2 separate regions of the Homo sapiens genome follow, and region 1 is linked to region 2. Evidence: read pairs that join two places in POLR2A ChIA-PET (ENCODE). Cell type or tissue: Panc1. All regions are shown on one strand. Each heading gives the region's core, and the rest is flanking DNA. Links, peaks and the distances in the headings are about the cores only.

Region 1 (6,770 bases), core at 2,209-4,708, 100 kb before region 2:
CATCCAGGTTAGACTTACAAGGTGTGGGAGTGGCAGCAGGTTCTCGATGGGTTGAGGCTCTCTGGACAATGCCCCACCCCTGTTTACCGAGCACCAACCAGGCAGAGACAGGAATGCTAATGGCTGGGAGTGGTAGTAAAACTGAACAGGGTGTGTATGACATACGTATCAATGTATGTGCATATCTGTTCCCATGTGTGCTAGAGCATGTGTTCACAGAAATAAAGCTTTGCACACCCATCTGTTTGTGGATTTGGAAACAGTAAAAAGAAGACAGCGCACAATTTTGGCTAAGAAGCTGTATTAGAGGTCTGAGTATCAGCTTCCTGTGCTCCCCTTATTGGACACTCCAATATCCCCTGGCTTGAAAGGGGAAAGTGGCTGGAATGGGTTGGAGCTCCCCAGGTAGCATTTTATGAACTGAATAGGAAGAGGGAAGGGCTTCTCTCCCAGCACATGCCACAGTTACCAGATTAAGCCGGTTGCCTTGGTAACCTTCTCTCTGGGCAGGATTTGGGAATTGTTGGTTAGGAAGGGCGAATTGGGGAGTGTGAAGGGTGTAGGGGGTTGAAAATAAAACAGACTGAGAGACTTCTGGAAGCTAGAAGCTTGGGACACAGGACCCCAGTACTCCCCCAAATGCTCAAGGATGTCAGGCAGAGACTAAGTTCAACATTTTGAATCAGTGAGGAGAGCCAGCATCAAGTCATGGTCCTCCTGGAGTGGCAGTGGTTTTCACCCTGACTACACACTGGAATCACAGGGAAGCTTCTCAGAAATACTGATGCTGGCTGGGCTTGGTGGCTCACGCCTGTAATCTCAACACTTTGGGAAGCCAAGGCGGGCAGATCACTTGAGGTCATGAGTTCAAGACCAGCCTGACCAACATGGTGAAACCCCACTTCTAAAAATACAAAAAAAATTAGCCGGGCATGGTGGCACACACCTGTAATCCAAGCTACTTTGGAGGCTGAGGTAGAAGGATTGCTTGAACCTGGGAGGTGAAGGTTGCAGTGAGCTGTTATCATGCCACTGCACTCCAGCCTGGGTGAGAGACTCCATATTAAAAAAAAAAAAAAAATACTGGCCAAGTGCAACAGCTCACGCCTATAATCCCGGTACTTTGGGAGGCCGAGAAGGGTGCAACATGAGGTCAGAAGTTCGAGACCAGTCTGGCCAACATAGTGAAACCCTGTCTCTACTAAAAATACAAACATTTGCTGGGCATGGTGGCTGGTGCCTGTAATCTCAGCTACTCAGGAGGCTGAGGCAGGAGAATCGCTTGAACCCGGGAGGTGGAGGCTGCAGTGAGCCGAGATCATGCCACTGCACTCCAGCCTGGGCAACAAGAGCAAGACTGTCTCAAAAAAAAAAAAAACAAACAAACAAAAAAAAAACTGATGCCTAGGCCATATCTCAGACCAATTAAATCAGATTTCTGAACCAGGGCGAAGGCTTATGGTATTTTTTAAAAAGCTCCTCACATGACACAAATGGCCAGGATTGAAAATCACTGCCCTAGACGGACAGTCAACCCAAGTGGGCTGCAGATGCTGGGAGCTGACTTTGGAATTCCAAGTCTTTGGTGCTCCGAGTTGCCTACAAGGTAGCAGGTCTGTGCGCTGACCCTGAAGGGGAAGAGAGCTGGCAGAGCATTTGCACCCGCTTATGGAAGAAATAAAGAGGAAGGCAGGGTGGTATGAATAACAACTATGAGATGGGGGCGAAAAAGCTTTGAGCTTTTTTTGAGCCCATGGGCTTCTACAAGGGGACTGGGCAGGGCCACCTCAGGCTATCTGTCTGCTGCTTACACACCCTCTTCTTTCTGCCCACCCAGAGGCAGGCTGGGAGGATAGAGAGAACCTGGGGGCTTTGCTGAGCTTGAGTTTCTTCTTGCAGAGCTGGTTACCAGGGCAACAGAGAGAGCAATAGGGTCTAACTGAAGGACTAGGGAAGCAAGAGGCAAGGGTAAAGGGGAAGCATCCAACACTCAAACCTCCTGCCAGTAACCCACCCCCAAGGCTGGATGGCATTTTTTCATAACCCCAGGAGATCAGGCCTACAGTCACCCATCACATTGTGGGGAAGAGAAGCAAACTGACATGATTTAAAGAGGAATTAGGGGCCCAGCGTGGTGGCTCACGCCTGTAATCCCAGAACTTTGGGAGGCCAAGCTGAGCCAATCACCTGAGGCCAGGAATTTGAGACCAGCCTGGCCAACATGGTGAAACCCCATCTCTACTAAAAATACAGAAAAAAAGTAGTGGGGCATGGTGGCGGGCGCCTGTAAACCCCAGCTACTTGGGAGGCTGAGGCAGGAGAATCGCTTAAACCCGGGAGGTGGAGGTTGTGGTGAGCCGAGATCGTGCCACTGCACTCCAGCCTGGGCGACAGAGTGAGACTCAGTCTAAAAAAAAAAAAGGAATTAGGGACGGGGCTCAGAAAAGTCACAGTCCTCTGGCTGTGGCACCAGCACCAAGATATGGGGGAAGTCCCATCTGTCTTTATAAGATGTACAATAGTTGGGCACAGCAGCTCAAGCCTGTAATCCCAGCACTTTGGGAAGCCCAGACAGCGGGATCACTTGAGCCCAGGAATTCAATGACCCTATCTCTACAAAAATAAATTAGCTAGGTGTGGTGGTGCATGCTTGTGGTTTCAGCTACTTGAGAGGCTGAGGTGGGTGGATTGATTGAGCCCAGGTGGTCAAAGCTGCAGTGAGCCACGATTGTGCCATTGCACTCCAGCCTGGGCAATAGAGCAAGACCAAAAAAAAAAAAAAAAAAAAAAAAAAGATGTACTATGATATCTATGCCTCCCGTGTATGGATTTGTGAAACCCAACAAATGCTGCCAGCTCCATATGAAAGTTGCTCTCCCATACCAGAGATAGCTTCTGTAGTAAACTTCCATCCCACCCAGGACCTAGAGGAAAAAGTCACTTCAAAGGTAGGAACTGCCCTCTAAGCATCAAAGGCCAAGTGGACTAGGTAAACTGAATTATGACCCACAGTTGATTTGTTTTTTGAAATCATGTGTCCAGGCAGGTTATGTTATCTGTCCATTTCACTTTGGGATATTAGTGTTGCAAAATATTTGTTATAAGAAAGGAACATTGGGGCTGGGTGTAGTGGCTTGCACATGTAATCCCAGCACTCTAGGAGGCTAAGACAGGAGGATCATTTGAACCAAGGCGTTCCAGACTAGCCTGGGTAACACACTGAGACCTCGTCTCTACTAAAAACAAACCACAAAAATTAGCTGGGCATGGTGGTGTGGGCCTGTAGTCACAGCTATTTGGGAAGCTGTGGCAAGATTGCTTGAACCTTGGAGTTCCAAGTTACAGCAACCTATGATTGTGCTACTGCATTCCAGCCTGGGTGACGGGCAAGACCGTCTCAGAAAAAAAAAAAAAAGTGACTTTGGATCTGGTAGGGTGGAGAGCCACTGGCAAGGACATTAAGAACACAGACTCAGACTTGGCCTTGGGAGGCCAAGGCAGGTGGGTCACCTAAGGTCAGGAGTTCAAGACCAGCCTGGCCAACATGGTGAAACCCCATTGCTACTAAAAATACAAAATTTGTTGTACAAAAAATACAAAAATTTCTACTAAAAATACACACACACACACACACACACACACACACAAATTCCCTTCCCCTTACCTGAGCTGATAGTCTCTCTAAGACTGTGTGGTCCTGAATACTTTAGTGTCAGCATCTTTACTTTTCCTTTTTTTTTTTTTTTTTTTTGAGACGGAGTCTCACTCTGTCGCCCAGGCTGGAATGCAGTGGCGCAATCTCGGCTCACTGCAAGCTCCACCTCCCGGGTTCCCATCATTCTCCTGCCTCAGCCTCCCAAGTAGCTGGGACTACAGGCACCCGCCACCACTCCCAGCTATTTTTGTATTTTTAGTAGAGGCAGTGTTTCACCCTGTTTAGCCAGGATGGTCTCGATCTCCCTGATCGAGATCTGCCCACCTCGGCCTCCCTAAGTGCTGGGATTACAGGCGTGAGCCACGGTGGCCAGCAGCATCTTCACTTTTCAAGAAAGCTAGCTACCTGTACTTCCCCCCAACCCAGGACTTGGTATAGTTATATTGACATCTGATGGCATATTACCTTGGGAAACTTACTTGCCAAACACAAAGGAAGCCATAAAGGATACTAGATGCTCATGTGAATAACCAGCATCTCACTACTTTTCTGTCCCTGACACTTCCAATCTAAGGGATGGCATGACATCCTGGTGATCTATGTGGTTAAAAAAGATAACTGATGGGGAGTGCAGACACATTTATGGCCTCATAGGGGCTCCTCATCTCTCTGGGCTTCTGTTTCACAACTTGGGCTGACCTGAGTTGTGACCGTGACCCTGTGGGGGAATTAGGGAGTCCTCTTCCCTCCCTCCCAAATCAAGACTCATGCAAAACACTGGCAAGGGAGCCAAGTTTATAGTCTAAATTTTATTATCTCCAAGTCACAATGCTGATCACAAATGGGCACCCTTTAAAACAGTAACAAAAAACACCACCACACATGGAAAAATCCTTGCAACTAAACACAGTGGACCAACAGAGACAACTCTCACAGTGTCTTAAGGTCTGGGAATCTGGGCATGCTGCCCACAGGCTTGAGGAGACATCTTCAGGTTTAAGGCAAAGGGAACAGCCTACAAAAGGCACAACCACCAGCTACCCCTAGAAGAATCTCTTAGTTATTTCCTCCTTGGGGGTTACAGATTAAGTGCCTCTCCCCACTCTCCATCCCACACCTGTGACTCAGAGTGATTAGGCCAGCTGCTAGATGGAAGGAATAAAAACAGTGACATTACCGGGGAGAGACACAGCCACCATCTTTGCCCTCAGGTTCTGTAGAAGGACAGGGACAGTGGCCAGGTTACCCCTGGCAGACGTATGTACTGCAGTAATAGGAATCTCTTCCACAGAGGCAGCAGAGAAGTGGTTTAGTGCCATGGATAGGGAGGAAAGATAGGAGCCCTTGCCCAGAAGGTGACTGGCTTCCTTAGGCCTTAAGCCCAGGAGTTTTTATATTCTGTCTGCAAGGACAAAAATAGAATTCGGGGAAAATAAGGTAGTAACATCTAAAACACTTGTAGCAGGAAAGACGTGGAGAAGAGCAATTGCAAAGGACAGGGTAGACTGCTTGCTGGATAATATTTGCCTTTAAAGAGATGCATTGGTCCACAGCAACTGGAAAAGGGGTGTAGCAAGAAGAATGGAAAGAAGAGAAGCAAGGCCCTCTAATTCCACTTACCTCAAAAGACTGAGCCCTGAGGACTATGTGAATACACACCCCTAAAGGCAAAGGCTCTCACTCCACCATCCCTTTCTCACAAAAGCATCTGGTGTGCCATCTCTCCCCACAGTAGGGTATTGGCCCTCAGCAGAGAACAGAAGCCCATCATAGTACAGGTATTGATGGATGCTCAGACTCCTAAAAACCTAAGTCAAAGAGAAGGGCTCCTACCCACCTACTCTGAGCTTTTCTGCACAATGGGACCCTCTGTGCAGACAGCCATGCTTCCACAGGGTTAGAGTTAAGGGAATACAAGTATACAAGAGGATAACAAATGCCAACTAAAAGTGAAAGGCCAGGTCTTTTTAGACTTGGTGGGGAAGGCTGGCTGATACATTCTCCATTATCTGGGATGCACGGAAGAGTCAAAAGGGAATCCAGAGGGGCTAGAAAACCAGAAGACTAGACTTGTTTCATTTAAAGGCAGGGAGAGAGAGCAAGAAACAGAAACAAAGAGAAAAAATTAAAATAATATTAAGGATAAGAAGCCAGGCTTTAAAAATGAACATCTTAGAAAACAAAACAAACAGGAAGGAGCTTCCTTGGGAACAGAAGACACTTCAATTTCCCAGAAGTGAAGAACAGCAGAAGACATGGGCTTCTGTATCTAGACTCAGAAGCTTGGGGCTGTCTGGCTCTCTCTGCTCCCCCGAACACAGCCAACTCAAGTGAAGAGTGAAGATGGGACGAGGTCCACTTGTTTCTCCCTCTCTCTAGAGCCTGTCCTCAGAGGAAGGCAGGGGTCCTCCTCTTTCAGCTGTTTGCTGGTAGGAGCCACACCCTATATCTTTGAAGCCCTTCTGGTAGTAGATAGCCAGCTGTATTTCTCTTCTGAGTTCTCACCTCTGCTGCTCTGACAGGGGTTGGAAAAAGGGAAGAACCACCAAAGTGTTAGTGGGCCTTCTGGGCATTCACAAGCTGTTTTCAAAAAGCCACACTTCTAAATAATGTGTTTTAAGTAATGTCCTTAAACAAAAGCAACAAAACCCCCAGTCCTTCTCCTCTATGATCTTTAGAACTGGTTTTTTCTGCTATAACATCTCAAATTTAGATTTCCCTTTTCCTTGACTGCCTTCCTGTATTTTTTCCTTGTAGCTTCCCAATTGAAAACTGTCATGTTAACAATCGTTTCTACTTCAACCCTGCCCAATACACTTGCCAAACAAACAAACTGGCAAATTTCAGGACTCCTTTAAGCCTCCTGAGATATCCCATGATTATTATAACTTAAAGCATTAATCAGAGGCTGGGTGGGGTGGCTCACACCTGTAATCCCAACACTTTGGGAGGCCAAGGCAGGTGGATCACCTGAGGTCAGGAGTTCAAGACCAGCCTGGCCAATATGGTGAAACCCCATTCCCACTAAAAATACAAAAATTAGCCAGGTGTGGTGGTGCGTGCCTGTAATCCTAGCTACTTAGGAGGCTGAGGCAAGAGAATCGCTTGAACTCAG
Region 2 (6,770 bases), core at 1,371-3,870:
CTCCTCCAGAGTCCAGCTTAACTCCCCAAACTCCTTCCTGGTACCTCCTCTGCAGAGGCGAGGGAGGCCCTGCCCCAAGGAGGCCGAGGGGGCGGAGCTATGGGGTTCTGTGCCCAGGCTGGACAGCAGGACAGCAAGACCCACCTGTCGGCTGGCCTGGCCACCCACTCCCTCCTTGTGAGATAAGAGCTGCTGGGAGGCAGTGTAGGCAAAGTGCCCGTGGAGGGGGAAGCATTTCATTAAGCTTAAGTACTTCTGCCATGGGGGGACAGGGACACGGGGCCAATGCGGCATCCACGGGCGCCCCGCCAGGTTCCCACTGCCGAGCCGTCCCACTCTGCAGTCCTGTATATCTGAGGACACCCCCAAAGGACTCCTGGGGCTGCCAGAGGGGAGTTTCTGTCCCCAGGATCTAACCCCCAATACTACCCGCATTAACCCTCCTGCGTATCTGCTCTGGGCTTTGGCCCCACCTTTCTGGGGCCCCTGAACTTTGTCCTTAGTGCTCTGAAGAAAGCCCAGCCCTCCTTGCCAGCCACAGGGACACGTACATGCGGGGCGGCTGAGAAAAGGGTGGAAAGATGGGAGGAGGGGTAAAAAGGCTGGTGGGGGAAAGAGGGAAGAAGGGAGGAGGGGGAAGAACAAAGAAATGGGACAGGGCTGGGGTAGAGCTAGGGGTGACAAGGCAGTAGAGGGAGAGGAAGAAAGGGGAGCCAGAGATGGGGGATGGGGAGAAGGGGTGAGGTAGAAAGGAGGACAGATAAAGGGAGGAGAGACACATGAAGGAGGGGAGACAAAGAGAGAAAGGTAACAAAGAAAGATGGGTGGGGGGCTTCGTACCCTGTCTAAGTCCCACCCCATGCAGGCTGGGGGGAGGGGGGCGTAGGAATGGTTTCCACGGTGACAGCTGGTTCTTGGTGGCCTGGCATGTGGGCTATTAATAGTTCTGTGGGTAGGTTCACACCTCCCTCTCCCCTTCCCCTCTGCCTGCTGCTAGGGTGGGGGGAGATCCCTCCCCCACCACCCACTCCTGATCACCCAGCCTCCCACCATGGGAGCCAGGAAGGGCGATGCTGAGGGGCCGGGGCGGCCACCGTGGCCCAGACACATAAATGGGCATGCATGGGCACAGGCGTCTATGGGCAGCACTGCCCCCCATGCCAACACGGGCACCACAGGCAGCCACCCACACCAAGGGCCCCTGGGAGTCTGTGGTGGTGGCAGTGCTGCAGCAGCGACATGTGCCCCCATGCTGAGGGGCAGAGGCCTCTCTAGGACCGGGACTCCCTGTCCTTTCCCATACCCCCTGTTCTATTCTCAGGTATGGATTGAGCAGGGCTGCCCCACCCAACTCTCTGTTATCCTAGTGCCAGGAAGGAGAGGAGGAGTGAAGGCGGGAAGGAAGGTACTATTTGGCAGGTGTGATGTGGCAGAGGAGTACACACAGACTCAGGGCCCCAGCCTGGCAGGCATGGGGGAGACGGGAGGAGGGGAGGCGGCACCCCTTGGTGAGCTCTCACTGGGCCCCCAGGAGACAGGTTCTGGAGCTGGGGGGCAGTGACTCATCACCTAGCCACTGTGGGACCTTAGAGGCTAGAGAATGGGAGATGGGGTGGGGATCCTCATAAGGGGGAGATTGGTTACTTAAACAAAGGATCCTCCCCACCCCGCCCCAAAAGAATATAACAGGAAACCCCCCCTGCAGGTCAGAGACAGAAAGACATAAACAGCAGCCTTGACTTGGGCCAGATGCCCAGTATTAACATCAAAGACTGCTTCCCACTCGGCTCCCCCATAGCCTCACCCACCTGCTGCTCTCCTCTCCCTCCTCCTGCCCGGGCCAGCTCCAGCCAGGCATCAAGGTGGGTGCCCAGGTCTGGAGGTCTCCTCCCAGGTCACATCCATCCCCCATGACCACTGGTGGGTGGTCATGCCCACACCCATGCTGGAGAACTCAGCCCCTCCTTATCAGCCCACAGAACTTCACGCCCCCCCTGCCCAATTCCCCTCAGGAATGGAGGCAGGAGATCCAAGTAGCCAAGAAAGCAGAAGCAGGAGCACCCCCAAGCTGGGCACGGCACATTCTCCCCACCCTCCCCCAGCAGCCAGCGGGTAATTGGAGCTGGGAGCTGGGGCAGCTGAATGCTGGAGGCATGAATGTCACGGGGCCAAGGCACTTGCTGCAGATGGCACCATGGGCACAAGGCTTGGGGTCCTCCCTCCTCACTCCCTCATCTAAGGCAGTAGAAGAAGTTGCCTGCAAGCCCTGAAGAGCATGGCCTAGGAGGGGAGGGAATGGTGGAGGGGGAAAGAAAGGGAGGGATGTTCTCCCAGGCACCCCAGAGGCTGGAGCTAGCCCCTAACCAAGCAGAACTGGCAGAGGCAGAGAGAGAGAGACAGAGACAGAGACAGAGAGACAGGGACAGAAAGGGAGGAGGGAGGGAATAGGAAGGAGGGAGGAAGGGGGAGGGAAGAGAGAAAGATTGAGAGTGTGTGTGTGAGAGAGAGAGAGGGAGGGAGAGAAGGAGGGAGAGACAGAGAGGGGGAGGGGGAGAGAGAGAGGGAGAGGGAAGAGGAAGGGAGGGAGGGAGAGAGAGAGGGAGGGAGAGAGGGAGGGAGAGAGCGCGCGCGTGAATGCAGCTGAGTCTCCGGCACACACACGGACACGTGCAGACACACACACTCACCCCGCATGCGCAGAGCCACAGGGCTCTGGGTACCGTTCCAGGAGATATTCAGAGCCCTCCCCAGCCCACACATGCACAAAAACACTCTCACATGGATGCGTGCACAACACACCCACTCACTGATGTGTACAAAAATGCCGAAAGACACCAAAGCCTCGGTTCCCCTGTTTCCCCACCCCCATGCCTGGTAAAAGAGAAAAAGAAACAGGCAGCTGGGGCTCTGGGAGCCAAGAGCCGATCTCTTCTTTAGAAGAGGAAAAGAGGAGGAGGAGGAGGTGGGCCAGGGGCTTGGTCCAATCATTCTGCTCTTGGCCACTGCTGAGGGGCATGGCTGAGGCTTTGGTATCAACCTTTAATGCCCACCCCCAAAACAGCGAAGCAAGGATAGTATTTCCTGGGCACCAGTAACACCCATCTTGCTTCCCTTGTCTACCCAGCAAACTTCTGACCCTCCCTCTGGACCACCTCACGCAATGGCATACCGGAGGGAGGTCCCTATGACCCCAGCTTTGGCCTGCCAAGTGACACCAAGGTGGAACCACATGTGCCCCCACCACACACCAGCCCCAGATACTTCAGTGAGAGACTGAGAACTGTCTCTGGTTCCAGGCAGCATGTGTATGCCCCACCCTGGCATGTGCCAGGCCCTGGGAAAAAAGGAGAATCCACAGGCATTGCTCACCATGCCAGGATGCAACATGGATTGAACACAGGGGTCATCCCACCTTGTGTTATTTGCCCTCAACCTGAGTGAGACAGGAACCATTGTCTCTAGATAATGAAAACCCAGGCCCAAAGTCATACGACTAGTGAATGTCAACAGCCAGGCCTCCCAACTCCCAGCCAGTGATCTTCCCACCACGGTCATGCTTGCCTCCCTCCCCAAGAGACACAACAGTTCTCCAAAGTCCCCTAGACACCTTTGCAGCCATGAGAACTAGAGTTGGGTTTTTTGTTTTGTTTTCTGTCTGTTTTGAGAGGATGTGTGTGTGGGGGGTCTCACTCTGTTGTTCAGGCTAGAGTGCAGTGGCACAATCACAGCTCACCGCAGCCTCGACCTTCCAGGCTTAAGCGATCCTCCGGCCTCAGCCTCCCAAGTAGCTGGTAACACAGGCATGCGCCACCACACCTGGCTAACTTTTTAAAGTTGTTTTTAGAGATGGGGTCTCACTATGTTGACCAGGCTGATCATGAACTACTGGCCTCAAGTGATCCTCCCGCCTTGGCCTCCCAAAATATTGAGATTACAGGCATGAGCCACTGTGCCCAGCCGAGAACTAGAGTTGAGATTGGTTCCCACTCCAAAGGCTTCCCGTCACCCCTACAGGGTATCCTCCCATTGTCCTTCCTTCACCTTGAGGGGCAGGGCTAAATAAAAGGGGTTTGGAGAGGGGATCCTGATCACCAGACTCACAAAGGCAAAGAGGCAACCCAGGACAGATGCTGGATCTCAAAGTGCTGTGCCCACCACACTGGTCATTACTCAGTGCTTCAGTTTCTCTCTGCCACCACCTTTCACACTAAGTACCACTCCATGGAGGGCAGGGGAATCTGGTGCCTATCAGCCAGAGCTGGGTCCTGGTTGACCAATGCTGGGCTCCCAGGAGGGAGGAAGGGCACTGCCTCCTCTTTGAGCCCACACATAAGAGAGGGGACGGCTTTCCTTGTTCTCTCTCTCCCACCCCCAGAGCTCAGACCCTGAACAGAGATGCAGTGATGCCCAAAGATTTATGCAGGTGCCCCTAGCTGGTGGGGTGTGTCCCAGGCTGAGGGGCCAAGGGCTCCTTGTAAGCTGAAGGGCGAGGGTCAAAGGAGGGTGGGGCAGAGGGGCCTGCCTTGGGCTCTTTCCCATACACTCATTCCAGGCTGCAAAAATTTGTCTGGGAGGAAAAGATTACATGACGGTGAGAAGGCTGGAAATTGGAGACCCACTGCCCCAGGCCCCAGTCTCACTGATGTCTAGGAGACCCAATTCTCCACGAAGCTTCTCTAAGAAATCTGGGAGACCCCAGGCCCACAGCTTCCTTCACCCATCACAACCGCTCACATATACAGTTTGTTATGAACTAGGCACTTTTAAAAACATTTTTCCTCAAAAAAGCTAAATGAGGTAGATATGATCATCCCCAATTTACAGATGAGGCAACGGGGAAGTTAAATCGCTTGCTCAAAGTCACACATCCAGCAAGTGACAGAGCTGGGATTCAGACCTAGGCAGTCCAGGTCAATCATGGCCGTCATGATCATCACCATCATCTCTGTTCTTAGCTGTGATGGTATATCACCTGCTTGATAGATAATGCCTTGTTCTTTTTTGTTTTTCTTTTTTTTTTTTTTTTTTTTTGAGACGGAGTCTCGCTCTGTCACCCAGTCTGTAGTGCAGTGGTACAATCTCAGCTCACTGCAACCTCCACCTCCTGGGTTCAAGCGATTCTCCTGCCTCAGCCTCCTGAGTAGCTGGGATTACAGGACCCCGCCACCACACCCAGCTAAGTTTTGTATTTTTAGTAGAGATGGGGTTTCACCATCTTGGTCAGACTGGTCTTGAACTCCTGACCTCAGGTGATCTGCCTGCCTCCGCCTCCCAGTGTGCTAGGATTACGGGTGTGAGCCACTGTGCCCGGCCCAATGCCTTGTTCTTTCATCCAGCTATGTGTTCCCTGAGACCAAGCCTCAGTCTTTCCCCTCTGTAGCTGCCCTGTGGGTTCTCTGCCAAGTGCCTCCACCTCCAAATAGTCCAAGGCTAGAGGGGAGCATAGCGAGAAGTGCTTGGTGCCCCCGGGCTCGATGTCTCCTGCCTGAGTTCCCCCTCCTCAAATTCCCTCTCCAGAAGAGGTACCCCTTCTAGGCTGGAACCTGCACTCACGGGTGGGAGGGCCTCGCTTAGTACATACTTAGTCTAGGCAGCTGTGCCCTCAGAACCAGGCCCTGAGGCTGGGCAAAAAGGACACAGCTGTTGGGCATCTCTGAGGTGGGCCTCAGCTGCCAGGGGTGTGGAGAAAGGCCATTGTGAGCCCTGCAGTGGACCCAACTCAGCAGGGTCCTGCCAGCTCCCGCCACTGCCCATGGGGGCGGTTCTTTTCCAGCTTGGGCCAGTGTGGGGGGAGCCTCTTCATGGCTTGTTTAAGAGCTGCTAGCTGGCTGCAGCCTGCACCCTGAGGGTGCCCACAGAACTGGTGTCTCCAGACATGCAGGCCCGAGGGGTCAGCATGGGCAGTGGCTGACCCCCCCCCCCTTCCCCCATTCCCAGCCCCTAAAACTTGCTGGCCACAGCTGCGGCACTAAGGAAGTGCAGGAAGTCCTGAGCAGCCAGCTGAGCCCCCCGCCCCCCACCCCAACCTCAAGCTGACCCCAGAGGCTGCGCAGGGGGGGCAGAGGGGCGGAGCTTGGGTATTAACAACTGGAAAAGTATGAAGAACATTGCTGCCAGTCCCCAGCTCTGAGACAAGGACAGGGGTAGATCGGGGGTAGCAACAGGGTGAGAGAGAGTTACAGACTGGCAGAGAAACAAGGAGAGAGAGAGGGAGAATCAGACACTGCAAGACAGAGCAACAGAGAGACAGAGTTAGAGAGAAATTCCAAGTCAAAAGTACATATCACTCACACAGACACTCGCCAGCCGATGGCCTCTTAAGGAAAGCTTCCAAGTTTGGACAGGAGGGTACAGGTGGGAAAAAGGGCCAGACTCAAGGTGGGGCGCAGGAACTCAGCTGGAAGTGACTGACTGTTCCCAGGAAAGACCCAGGCAAATGACTCAGAGCAGGGGCAGTTAGACACCCCTGAGCTTTTAGGGTAGGGAGGAGAGCAGCTCTCCCCTTCCCCAACAGTCAAGAGAATCCTAGCTTCTAGAAGTCACTGGACACTGCTTTGAGCCCATGACTCGGCCCTCTGGAACCCCCCTGAACCCACTGTCTTTGCTCTTGTTTCTCTGTCCCTCTAAAAGAAAGAAAGAAAAAAAAAACAGCCCATTCCCGCACAGTGGCTGAGCCTAGAGGAAAAAGGGGAGGAGGAAGCTGAAGGGGAAAAATTTGTGATTGTGTGCATCTAAGTGTGTGCTCGGCTGCACAGGCTGCAGTTGTGTGT

The links. Peaks named below come from ENCODE experiments on the same cell type or tissue, not always from the same donor. Only the 100,000 strongest peaks of a DNase experiment are listed, where the experiment ranks them.
Region 1: POLR2A ChIA-PET joins it to region 2 with 20 read pairs; 10 of 35 experiments call an interaction of 5 or more read pairs at or near these places.

What each region holds. Positions count from the first base shown.
Region 1 is chr17:40,169,847-40,176,616 of GRCh38, reverse strand. It overlaps CASC3 (CASC3 exon junction complex subunit), which reads right to left. Exons shown (of 14, transcript NM_007359.5): 14 at 4,446-6,170. Among named protein-coding and RNA genes, the nearest start is that of RAPGEFL1, 4.2 kb to the left of the region's middle. RefSeq lists an enhancer at 1-268. In Panc1, for the core only: no CTCF peak of the experiment used is centred there; no DNase peak of the experiment used is centred there.
Region 2 is chr17:40,064,925-40,071,694 of GRCh38, reverse strand. The region is part of intron 1 of THRA (thyroid hormone receptor alpha); the gene reads right to left. Among named protein-coding and RNA genes, the nearest start is that of THRA, 5.3 kb to the right of the region's middle. RefSeq lists an enhancer at 192-797. In Panc1, for the core only: CTCF peaks have their summits at 1,457 and 1,671; no DNase peak of the experiment used is centred there; H3K4me3 peaks cover 1,244 bases; H3K27ac peaks cover 2,291 bases.